Regions from separate parts of the Homo sapiens genome. Here regions 1 and 3 are each linked to region 2. A link is a contact called in ENCODE Hi-C or POLR2A ChIA-PET data. All regions are on one chromosome and are shown on one strand. Each heading gives the region's core, a stretch centred on a gene start or an enhancer-like site at or near the end of the contact. The rest is flanking DNA. Distances are from core to core; before and after follow the strand shown.

The links. A loop is a pair of places that touch in the nucleus more often than their neighbours do. ChIA-PET counts read pairs that join two places held with the same protein, here RNA polymerase II (POLR2A). Pooled maps may share reads with other maps.
Region 1: a loop to region 2 is called in a map of endothelial cell of hepatic sinusoid, with 4 times the contacts of the local background. The contact joins two enhancer-like sites. A Hi-C loop is called at or near these places in 1 of 168 maps with a recorded cell type or tissue (endothelial cell of hepatic sinusoid). POLR2A ChIA-PET finds 5 or more read pairs at or near these places in 2 of 52 experiments (H1 and activated CD4-positive, alpha-beta memory T cell).
Region 3: a map of ovary shows a loop between it and region 2 (1.8-fold over the local background). The contact joins two enhancer-like sites. A Hi-C loop is called at or near these places in 4 of 168 maps with a recorded cell type or tissue (esophagus muscularis mucosa, ovary, sigmoid colon and 1 more) and 7 of 50 pooled maps. POLR2A ChIA-PET finds 5 or more read pairs at or near these places in 1 of 52 experiments (MCF 10A).

The regions. Positions count from the first base shown.
Region 1 is chr1:228,703,940-228,707,686 of GRCh38, reverse strand. It overlaps a transcript of RHOU not described here. Among named protein-coding and RNA genes, the nearest start is that of RHOU, 30 kb to the left of the region's middle. Within about 2 kb of position 1,931, at least 3 of the 41 ENCODE cell types and tissues checked have a DNase peak (open chromatin) inside an H3K27ac peak, as active enhancers do.
Region 2 is chr1:228,800,158-228,804,425 of GRCh38, reverse strand. No RefSeq gene overlaps it. Among named protein-coding and RNA genes, the nearest start is that of RHOU, 67 kb to the right of the region's middle. Within about 2 kb of position 1,730, at least 10 of the 41 ENCODE cell types and tissues checked have a DNase peak (open chromatin) inside an H3K27ac peak, as active enhancers do; they include ovary, where a contact is called at or near this core.
Region 3 is chr1:228,897,894-228,902,065 of GRCh38, reverse strand. No RefSeq gene overlaps it. Among named protein-coding and RNA genes, the nearest start is that of RHOU, 160 kb to the right of the region's middle. RefSeq lists enhancers at 1,823-2,478, 3,053-3,302. Within about 2 kb of position 1,790, at least 6 of the 41 ENCODE cell types and tissues checked have a DNase peak (open chromatin) inside an H3K27ac peak, as active enhancers do; they include ovary, where a contact is called at or near this core.

The DNA of each region.
Region 1 (3,747 bases), core at 682-3,181, 97 kb after region 2:
CTACTTTTGGTCTTTGATGATGGTGATGTACAGATGGGTTTTTGGTGTGGATGTCCTTTCTGTTTGCTAGTTTTCTTTCTAACAGACAAGACCCTCAGCTGCAGGTCTGCTGGAGTACCCGGCCGTGTGAGGTGTCAGTCTGCCCCTGCTGGGGGGTGCCTCCCAGTTAGGCTGCTCGGGGGTCAGGGGTCAGGGACCCACTTGAGGAGGCAGTCTGCCCGTTCTCAGATCTCCAGCTGCGTGCTGGGAGAACCACTGCTCTCTTCAAAGCTCAGATGGAAATGCAGAAATCACCCATCTTCTGTGTCGCTCACGCTGGGAGCTGTAGACCGGAGCTGTTCCTATTCGGCCATCTTGCGAGACCATTCTGCTTTGGGTATTTTATACACACACACACACACACACACACACACACACACACACACACACACTATATATATATATATATATACATATGTATATATATATGTATATATATATGTATATATATGTATATATATATATTTTGTTAATATATGTGTGTGTATGTGTATATATATACATATATATATATATATATGTATATATATATATATATATATGTATGTATATATGTCCTAAAGGTCCCAAAGGCAGCGTCTTGCTTAATGGAAAAACATTAAAGCACTAGAAGCATTTCTAATAGGATAAGAAACGAGGCAAGGATGCCCATTATCACCACCACGTTCAACAGCATACTGGAGATATTAATTAACTACGTAATAGGAAGAAATAACAGATTGTACAGATAAGAATTGAAAAGAAGCTAAACCATTTCTATTTGCAGATGATTTGATCATGTACCAGTAAAATTCTTGATAGTCAATGATATAACTAACTCAAACAATAAAATAATTCAGTAAAGTAATAGGCTATAATGCTAACATATACAAATTATTAGCTTTCATATAAACAAACGATAACTAGTTAGCTAATAAGATGATAGAGAAAACCCATTTACAATAGCAACAAAAAGGATAAAATACCTAGAAAGGAATTAAACCAAAAAACACGTAAAATAATGCAAAATTAAGTTCAGCCTAAAGCCGCCTCCTTGTAAGTTTGGCCTAAAGGTTTCTCCATACATAATGAACTGTAACCTAATGAGATGTGGCTATGTAAACAGACCGTAACCTACCCTTGTACCAATCACTGAGTTCCAGCCAATCATAGGCAGTTAACTGTTCAAATAAGGCAGATGCCAAGCTGTAATCAATCTAGCTGTTTCCGCATCTCACCCATTTTCTGTACATCACTTTCCTTTTTCTGTCCATAAATCCTCACTGACCACAAAGTAGTGCCAGAGTCCCTCTGAAGCTCTTCTGGTTCAGGGGGCAACCCAATTCATGAATCATTCTTTGCTCAGTTAAACTCTATTAAATTTAATATCTCTAAAGTATTTCTTTAACAGACAGTGTCAGAAGTGGAATCTGAAGTAGAGGCTCCAGTGACCAACAAGAGCATCAAGTGACCAAGTAAAGTAACCCCCTGGCCATTGAATCCATTGCTCTCTCACAGCAGCTGGGGATCATGGGTGAATTCTCTCTCAGATTCTGAAGTTCCAGAAATTTGTGTTTTGAGTTATCTGAGTTTGAGCAAAAAATTTCTTTTTTTTTGTTTTTTGAAATAGAGTTTTGCTTTTCTCGTCCAAGCTGAAGTTCAATGGTGCAATCTCGACTCACTGCAACCTCCGCCTCCTGGGTTCAAGCAATTCTCCTGCCTCAGCCTCCTGAGTAGCTGGCATTACAGGCATGTGCCATCGTGCCCGGCTAATTTTTTGTATTTTTAGTAGAGACGGGGTTTCACCATGTTGGCCAGGCTGGTCTCGAACTCCTGACCTCAGGTGATCTGCCCGTCTCGGCCTCCCGAAGTGCTGGGATTATAGGCGTGACCCACCGCGCCCGGCCTTTGAGCAAATTTTTGATCCAAACTGGGTTTGGAAGCCATGACAGAAACTGGACTGGGTCCAGGATCAGATTGGATCTAATAATTAACTTACTTGGATCCAGTTAGAGGCCTCAGATGTCTGACTAGGTCAGGCAGAAACTGGCAGTAAATGGCAATACTGCAGGGAGTGTGAACTCCAGCTGTGAGAAATTTGCAGGGACTTTTGCATTTTAGCCCCTTTGTTTCTTTTTCTTACATACCTAGGCAGGGGAAAAAAATCATTAGCTAAGTCAATCAAGGGGATCTGAGAGCCAAAGGCATTCAATGTAAAAATGAGATGCTTAATTGCTTAATTTCTGCAGAATTGAATACACCACCTTTTGGCTACACCTACACTTACATGTGTCGGAATTAGGCCCCCAAGAGCCCCCAAAGCAGCAAATGCTTACAGAAATAGCAAAATCTTACTAAAGGTAATTTAAAATTACAGTGGAACATTCCAAATAAATAATACTGTACTTTTAAATGTGTGTTATTGTAGCAGATTTCACACACACACAAAGTGCATTTTAAAATGAGGGCTCCTAAAGAAGGCTCTTCCAGGGATGCCTACCGATGTGCAGAAACTTCTAAAAAGATTTCAATACTTTTATTCCCTCATTAAAAAAAAAAAAACTCTTGGCCAGGTGTGGTGGCTCATGCCTATAATGCCAGCATTTTGGGAGGCCAAGGTGGGCAGATCACTTGAGGTCAGGAGTTCAAGACCAGCCTGGCCTACATGGTGAAACCCCATCTCTAGTAAAAACACAAAAAATTAGGTGGACATGGTGGCTTGTGCCTGCAGTCTCAGCTACTTGGGAGGCTGAGGCAGGAGAATCACGAACCCAGGAGGTGAAGGTTGCAGTGAACTGAGATCGCTCCACTGCACTCCAGTCTGGGGAACAGAGTGAGACTACATCTCAAAACAAACAAACAAGCAAACAAAAAATTCTTTATAAAAGGCAAATAAAAAGCTTAAGTGACTGACCAGAAACAGTGGCTGACCCCTGTTATCCTAGCACTCTGGGAGGCCAAGGCAGGTGGTAACTTGAGGTCGAGTTCAACACGAGCCTGGCCAATATGGGGACACCCCATCGCTACTTAAAAAAAAAAAAAAATTAGCTGAGTGTGGTGGTGCACACCTATAATCCCAGCTGCTTGGGAGGCTGAGGCAGGAGGATCGCTTGAACCCAGGAGACAGAGGTTGCAGTGAGCCAAGATCACACCATTGCACTCCAGGTGACTCCCTGGGTGACAGGGCAAGACTCTATCTAAAAAATAAAAATAAAAATAAAAAAAATTGACTAATTGGTAAGAAAATTTACCAACTTTTTGGCTTAGTTACTATTTGTGAACCCCAAATATCTGAGACAGGTCTCAATCAATTTAGAGAGTTTATTTTGCCAAGATTAAGCGCGTGACCATGACACAACCTCAGGGGTTCCTGACATGTGCCCAAGGTGGTTGGGTTACAGCTTGCTTTTATACATTTTAGGGAGACATGAGACATCAGTCTATATGTGTAAGATGTACATTGGTTTGGTCTGGTAAGGCGGAACAACTTGAGGTGGGGGCTTCCAGGTCATAAAACAAAAGGTTGCATTATTTTGAGTCCTTGATGAGCCTTCCACTGGATACAAAATATAGTCTGGCTCAGTGAATCTTCATTTTTACATAAACAATAGGGCAGAGGAAGCAATCAGATATGCATTTGTCTAAGGTGAGCCTCAGAAGGAGACTTGGAGTTCTATCTTTCCGTTGTCCACCAAGAATTTCCTTGTGGGCAAATTGTGAGGGAGGTAT
Region 2 (4,268 bases), core at 481-2,980:
TTTATGTTAAGATGAAATATTTGATATACACAATGGAATATTATTCAGCCATTAAAAAGAACAGAATCCTGTCATTTGCAGCAACATGAATGGAACTGAAGGTCATTATTTAAGTGAAATAAGCCAGGAACAGAAAGACAAATATCACATGTTTCTCTCTCTTATGTGAAATCTAAAAAAGTGAACTTCATGGAGATTAAGAGTAGAATGGTGGTTACCAGAAGCTGGGAAGGGAAGAAGGGAGGGGAGGATGAAGAGAACTTGGTTAACAGGTAAAAACACACAGTTAAATAGAGGGAATGAGTTCTAGTATTCAATAGTACAGTAGGGAAATTATAGTTTACCATGATTTATGGTATATTTCAAAATAGCTAAAAGAGAATTATAATGTTTCCAACACAAAGAAAAGATAAATGTTTGAAGTGATGGATATCTCAGTCACCCTGATTTCATCATTACACGTTGTATACATGTATCAAAATATCACATGCTTCCCCTCAAATATGTACAACTATGATAGGTTAATTTTTAAAAATATAAAAAATGTATATTAACTATTGGAGGAGGCCCTAAGGTCTGCCTCTCTCAGCTCATAAAAGGGAGTGAGCATCCTGGGGGCGGTGGCTGGGAACCGCATCAAGGAGGAGGCAGGAGAAAGCTGCTTTCTTCCAGGCATAAAGGACCTTGCGTTTTCCTGTGTCAAAACACTGCTCTGCTTTTGGAAAGGAACCAAGTTCTGAAGACCTCTGTACCTGAGGACAAGTTGTGAAAGAAAAGGCAAGCCATGGATGGTTAAGGTGCTGTGTGTTAAACTGCCATCTCCTAACACCAGGTCCAGCAGCCGCAGCCAGACCGCCAGGAGGAAGGGTGTCCTCTGTGAGGGCCTGGATGGTCCCCCATGCTGCCAGGACCACACTTTGGGTCGCTGTGCCCTGCTAAGTAGGTCTATGCAAAACTATCCCCAAAGTCCAAAGAAGCTGAAAAGTTGAAAACAGAGGCTGACAAATCTAGTTTCTCAGAAAGAAACACTTAATAGGGACTTTACGAACAGAGGCCACATCTCAGGCAGCCACAAGACAAGATGGTGGATCCCTGCTCAGTTACCCCTACGACCCAGGGCTATGTACCATATAGAATTTGTCTAAGGGCAGGATGTATGGGAAATGTGTGTTTACAATAACATCAAGGTTGTTTTGACATAAGGGCAGGAGTTAAGGTAAGTACATGAAAGTAAAAATCTCAGAGGCCTTCCCTGAACTGGGGTTAATCAGGAGTCAACATGGCGGATGAGCATCCAAGATGGAGCTGCTTTTGTCTCCATGAGGCTGTGCCTGGCACCTGCTGAGGCCTTAACACAGATTTGTGGAGAACAAGGCAGAACTAGAGAGTGAAAGGTGGTGCAAGATAAAAATACACATCGCTTCTCCTCCCCAGAAAGCAGTTGCTTCATCTCCTTAATTCCTCCCAAGAGAGCATAAATTAGCTTGTAGTTTTAATCGCCTTGTATTCACTGTAACTCAGCAATAGAAAGCTCTGTTTGGTGGGAGCAGGGAAGCAAGGTCTCCATCCTTATCGGAGAGTGGCCTAGTTTCAAAAACAGGGGATCCCACAAGATCTTGGCACACACGGACGTGCAAAAAACACAGTTCAAAGTGTTCTTTGCTGTGTGGATGCGAGGGTTAGAGACAAAGCGAGGCTGCTTTGGCTGCCGCAGTGATGATAACCCCATGTACCAAAGTCTCCAGCTCTGATAGAGGAAGAAAGCTTCAAAGCTGTTTCTTGACAAGATTCTCTTGGCAAGATTCTCTTGGCAAGAAACAGAGCTGTGTTTCTCAATCGACTTTAATTCCTCTGAGCAGGCGAAGCCTGACCCTTGGTTTGCTAGTTCCATGTCAGATAGGAAGTGCTTATTCCACTTCAAAGCCAGAGGCACAAAATCCTATCTGGGGGAATAAACTGGTCAAGTGGCTCACTGCTGTGCCCTGAGGGCAGCTGCCTTGGCCTCAGCCCAAGGCCCAAAGGCTGGTAGGGGGTTGTGAGAGTGTGTGATAGCTTTTTTCCCCTCCAAATATTAAGGTTCATCCTTCATCAGAAGACATAATGTTTATTCATATAACTAAACAAAATATCACATTTTGAGAATGATTCCCAAGTTGGTATAAGGAAACTAATGTTCTTTGTTCAATCAAATCTGAAGTTTTCCTTTATTGTACATGAAACAATGAGTTCGAGGCTCCATTAATGTCTAAGGGCCATTGGCTTACTCCATCCAGCCCAGTCCATTACACTGAGTTCTGGTTGAATGCTTTTCTCTGAATTTGACACAATCTCAAATGGAGCTCTAGGCGGCTATTTACGCACCAGGATGCAGTCCCCCACCAGACATTATTAACTGCCAGTGCCTGGATCTTCCCACTTCCCAGCCTCCAGAACAGTGAGCAATAAATGTTTCTTATTTAAGCCACCCATTTTATGTTAGTTTGTTATAGCAGCCTGAGCTGACTAAGACAAGACATAATAATAGTATCTACATATAGAGTTATGGAGACAGTTAAATAGATTAATATTGTACACATAACTCAAGTGACACTGAGTCTTCTCCTTTCAACTAGTCTGAGCAGGTTATCACAAAGAACACACACACACAAGATAAAGGAGAAAAGGAGGCTACTTCCTTAAAATCTTCTTTAACCTAAATTTCCTCTCTCTTCAACAACTGCCCCATCTCTTTCCACAGCCCTCTTTGCCAACCTCCCCTTTTGCCACCAGTGAAAAATAGACTAAAGAGGTACAGGAGTTGATGTGGGCTGACTGCAACCTGTTAATCCAGAAGAAGTGGTTTGTTGGGATGGACTGAGGTGTGGAAGGTATAGATAAAAAGAAGTGGACCAATTTTAAAGATATAAAGGATGTAAAACTGATTAAACTGGTGACTGGGAATGGGGTCAAATATACGGTCAATCTTCCTTATTTGTGGATTCCATATTTGCAAATTTACCTACTCACTACAATTTGTTTGTAACCCTAAAATTAATACTCATGGTGCTTTCATGGTCATTTGCAGAAATGCACAGAGCCCTGAAAAATTTGAGTTGCTCAATGCACACATTCCTAGCTGAGGTGGAACAAGGTGGCACCCTGCCTGCTTGTTTCAGCTGTCACACTGCATCAAGTATCCTTTTCAAGGTCTATTTAGTTACACAATACATCTTTTGCCTTTTTGTGCTTTTTATTGGTGATTTTGCTGTTTTAAATGGCCTCTCAGAACAGAGCTGAAATGCTGCCTTTTGTTCAGAGCTGCAGAAAGGCTATGATTTCTCTATGAAGAAAATACCAGTGTTAAGCTTTGTTCAGGTGTTGATTATAGTGCAGTGAGTTCAGTGTTAATGAATCAACAATGTGTATTGAATAAGGTATCTTTAGACAGAAACAAATACACAGCAAGGTTATGTATTGATCAGTTGATAAAATTGTGATTAGTTGCACACAGGAACTTAACCCTTTATTTCCTCTAGGAGCAATGGTTTGGTATTCACTAATTCAGTGTTCATGGTGACTTTATAGAACATAACTACTGTGAATAAGGTGAATCAACATAACTTCCAACCAGTGTTCTGGCTTGAACAACTGGGTGGATATGGGTGTCATTTGCTGAGCCAGGGCTCACTAGGGGAGGACAAAGTTATTATGCAGGAAGACATGATAAAATCCTGGAATTTTCCCTGGGACTCCTGGACTTTATTTCGGTATCATAAACACCTTTGTAGCTGGAAAAGTCCCATCTTCTTCTGTGATGTTACCTGGATGATGTAAATCAAGAGCTACATTCAAGATACAGTTGCCCCCCCACTCAACTAATTTATGGAGAATACATTCCAAGACCCCAAGTGAATGCCCAAAACCTCGGATAGTACCAAACCCTATATACTACATATATATGATAAAATTTAATTTATAAATTAGGCACTGTAAGAGATTGGCAACAAGAAGAAGAGGAACAATTATGACAATACACTGTAACAAAAGTTGTGTGAATGTGTTCTCTCTCTCTCTTTCGAAATATCTCATTATATTTTGCTCGTCTATTTTTGGACCAAGGTTGACCATGGGTTACAGAAACCATGTATATTAGTCCATTCTCACACTGCTATAAAGAAATACCAGAGACAGGGTAGTTTATAAAGAAAAGAGGTTTAATTGGCTCACAGTTCCACAGGCTGTACAGGAAGCATGACTGGGGAGGCCTCCAAAAACTTACAATCACTGCA
Region 3 (4,172 bases), core at 541-3,040, 98 kb before region 2:
TGTGTTGAGCGTGTGCATGCATGTACATGCAGGGAAGCACAGTGTAGGCTAAGCTGAGACCCCTCATTTACTTAGGTGGGAGGATACTAAGAGATCTAAATACACACATCAATAGCAGGGGCTCTGCAGACACTCAGCAAGCTGGGAGTGGCCACCTGGAGGCTGTGTGGAAGGGGCCCCGAGGAAGAGCTCACCTTAGAAGATAACGCTTAGTCTCTGGTCCCTGCCAAATGACACTGTTACACTCCTAAGTTCCCTGCTCTCCAGGACATATTCTGAATACCAAATAAGACCCATGAGGCATGGTAGCTCAAACCGCAGGTTCCAGCGTGTCAAGTGTGTTTCCAGGACCAGCTGACCCTGCTCCAGTGAGAGGTTACCAAAGGCCTCTCAATATACAGGACCACCCACATCACTGCAGACCCCGCCAATATGCCAGAGCACTGATCACTTGATCTGAACAGAAAAGAGTGGCAGCCTAGGAGGGGCTGACGCTGAGTCAAGCTCGCACCCATTGAGAACATTCTTCTTCCCAAGTATTCCCTGCAATGACAGTGTAAGAAAGCTGGGATGCAGATAGAAATACTTGGTCTAGCAGTTTGGGTTTTTGCATTTTTCTGTAAGATTGCATTAAAGTGTGACATGGGTCCATGGACCAAGGAAAAGTTTTGGATTCAGTGGACTAAGCCTCATAATGTTATTAGGGCTACTAATGGGTGACGTTACAGTCTCTTCCTGCCACCTGCAGAGGCCCCAGATGGACCCATCCCTTCTAATGCACAGCTCTCCACACCCAACCTGTGGGCCTAGTTACAGTTGTGTGGTGGGGCCGACCCTCCACCCACACCCTGGTGGCCGCAGCAGTGAAGAGGGCTACAGCTTCCATGGGTGGGTGGCAAGATCTCATACCAGTCCCATGAGAAAGCTAAGATGCTTTATAAATGCTGCAAACTGTCAGCCCGCAAGTGAGTGCTTAATGCCAGAAAGCATACAGAAAGTCAAAGCAAACGTCTCTCAACCCTGTTTTTCGGTTGGGTTTTATTGTTTGTTCTTTGTGGCTGGGTGGGAGACTGGGGTAGAAAAAAAAATCCATGATTCTTTTTGAACCTGCCTTGTGTCCTTTTAAGAAGTAGCTTCTACCAGCAGCTGGTTTTGGTTTTTTGGTTTTTTTCCAGAGAGAAATGTGAGGGAGGACTGTGTTAGGAGCAAAATGTTCGTATCCACTTGCAGCAGCCTCTTGGTGCATTTCGGGAAACGGTATGTGCTGCCTGGATGCCTGGGGTTCTTTAGAATGAGCACATATTTATGTTAAGGAGGAAAAAAAACACTTGTATTTTCAACCTCAAAGATGATTTTTTAAAAGTCAAAACAACTCACATCCTAGGCTGCCAGAATGCTTGCTTTCTGCGCTCACTTCTAGTCCCAAATACATTTGTGTAGCTCATTATATGCTGACTGGAACTGTAGTTTGTAGTGAGAGCCAAGCAGCACTCTCATTCCAGCTCGTTTCTCATCAGGAGAGTGGTCTTTTATCACTTCAGGAAGCTGGAAAAGGCTCTCTCCCATGGCCATGCTGTTAGATAATGATCTCACCAACCCTAAGTAAAAGCAGAGGGTTTTTCACCCCGTAAAAGCCCTAGGCCAAGGCAAATCCCCACCCCACGCCCAGACTCAGCCCCATCAGACACAGGAGAGCTGGCCAGAGGATGGCCCCCCAGAGGCCTCGGGTCTTTGTGTAAATGAGTCCGCCCCACCCACCTACGCTGCCCTGGAGTATTTTCGATGACACCGTGGAGCAATGACTGCATCTCTTTGAGATCACATGAAGAGTTGTACTTAACAACAGCTCGGGAGGTCGGGGAGAAGCCACATGATGCAGCTGCTTTGAAAGCAGAAAGAAGATGGGCTCACGGTCGGGCTGGTGGCCAGCGGTGCTGGATAATGACTCCTCTGCCTGTCCCTCTGGCTGAAGCTGAGGAGAGTGAGCCCGTGCACCTGAAGACCCTCAGTTCCTTGTTTTCTCTCTTCCATATTTTCCAAGTCTTGCACAAAAAGCACATTCTTTCCCTCTCACCCCTGAATCTGCCTGTGTTCTGGGTGATGGAGGATCCCAGACTGGTTCACCCTATGGGGACAGATGGACCACAAAATGACTTCCGAGCCCACTAAGTTGATGGGCTTGTGGGGGCTGTGCCTTCTCACCCTCATTTGTCGGGCTCCATCGGTGAACATCTGGAAGCTTCTTCTTGACCTCTGCAAGCCACTCGCACTCGCCCCCAAACTCCTGTCTCAGGGCCTTGGCACTTGCCCTTCCTCTCCTCCTCTGCCCAGCCAGCCTCTCCCAGAGATCTGTGAGGCCTGTGCCTGCTGATGCTGCCTGGTGGTGAGGCCGCCCGCCATCCTGCCCCTCCCTACCACTTACCACCGCCGAAAAGACTCCAAGGGTCATTCATCTTTGCGGCTGTTATCTGTTTTTGTGTTACGGAAACCCAGCCTCCCCACCCAGACAGCAGTCTCCACAAGGAAAGAGATTCGGGTCTGTTCTCTTCTTCTGCTGTATCCTCAGCCACCAGGAAGCATAGCAGACACTTGGTGAATACCCACTTTTGCAGAGTAGAAATAACAATTGTGTATTTTGCTTTTTCATGTCACCTTCTATTACGTTATTTCTTCTGTTATCACATAAGCATGGACTGCTTTACAAATCAGAAAACAAACAAGCAAACCCATAAACATGCATTTTAAAATCTCAGGAGGCAGGCCAGGGGCAGTGGCTTACACCTGTAATCTCAGCATTTTGGGAGGCTGAGGCAGTTGGATCGCAGAGCCCCCTCTCATGCTTTGCGGGAGCAGAGCCACGTGTAGGTCAAGAGCCCTTCGAGAATGTGATGAAGTATTATTACAGATATTCTTCCCAGAAAACGTGTGCTCATGCCCATACAGAGAACATTTTTACACAACTCGAAGGAAGTCCCAGGTTCCCTCATGCCCCACAAATTAAGAACCCTGGGTTGAGATGAGTGACCCCTCTCACCTCACCTCATCCTTCCTGCACAAAGCTACTTCAGGGTTGTCAGGGATTCCAGTAAAATAGTGCTTCTCTCCACGTGTTGGACCCGGCAACCACGGCTCATGCCACGGCCTCCGTTCCTCACTAAGGCAAACTTCGCACCTGCTTCTGCCAAATGGGGCGGCCAGGGTCAGCTGTGCAGGGCCCCAGCCATGGGAAGTGGAGATAAGGAGGTGGTTAAAGGCAGCACAGACAGCAGGGCCTGCAGGAGCAGCTCAAAGAACTGTCCAGGCCAGCCTGAGAGGCCTACCTGTTACCACAGCCCCAGTGTTTATAAAAGGCCCGGTTGTTCCTCTTTTCTGGGGCTCTTTGAGTCATATGTGTTCTTAAAATACCAGTCTCAACCCATGAGCTGAGGTGGCCTGAATGAGACTTGGTTCCTCTCAACAAAAAGAGTCCAGATGGCACAATGTTGGGAGTCCATCCCTGGGAGCCGAGGCTGCTGACCAGGAGGGTCACTCTGGAAAAGAGAGAGTCTGGTGGCAAAGCTGCGTCAGGCGCTGGCCCACCCTTCTCACTACTCGTTCCCCTCCCAGCTGAGCTGCTAGGCTGGCTGAGCTCTGAGCTCCTTGTGGCTTTCAAATGCCATGTTTGACGAGAAGTTCATTCCAGGTGAGTTCCTGAGATTCCCAGATGAAAGGAACAAAGCAAAAATAAATAAATAAAAATATAAAGCAAAATAAGTTATTTGTTTGCCTTTTTGCCATTCTCCAGCCTGATACCACTGAGAGTAGCTTCCCCATTTCCAAAGTCCTACAACCCAATGCTGTAATCTTGGCTGCACCCCTCATCTCAGGTATTCCTGCTTCCCCAGCCCTTCCCTTCGCCGTGTCTTTTGCCGGCCTGGTGGAGCCACATCTGGAGGGGCAACCCTGAGCCCTCTGACCCGGACTGCCCAGAACAGCCGGCGACACTGGTAGACGCGGATCTGGTTTTTCTTAATCACGGCCCTCAACAGAATCCACAGACTTTCCTGGAAGCCACAGGGCAGTCTTCAGCCCCAGCTCCCATCTCTTCCCTCCACATCTAGGTGTCTTCTGTTTACAGAGAAGGAGCCATGATGAAAGATGGCTTTGACCCATTTGAAGACTTTCAGCCAGAA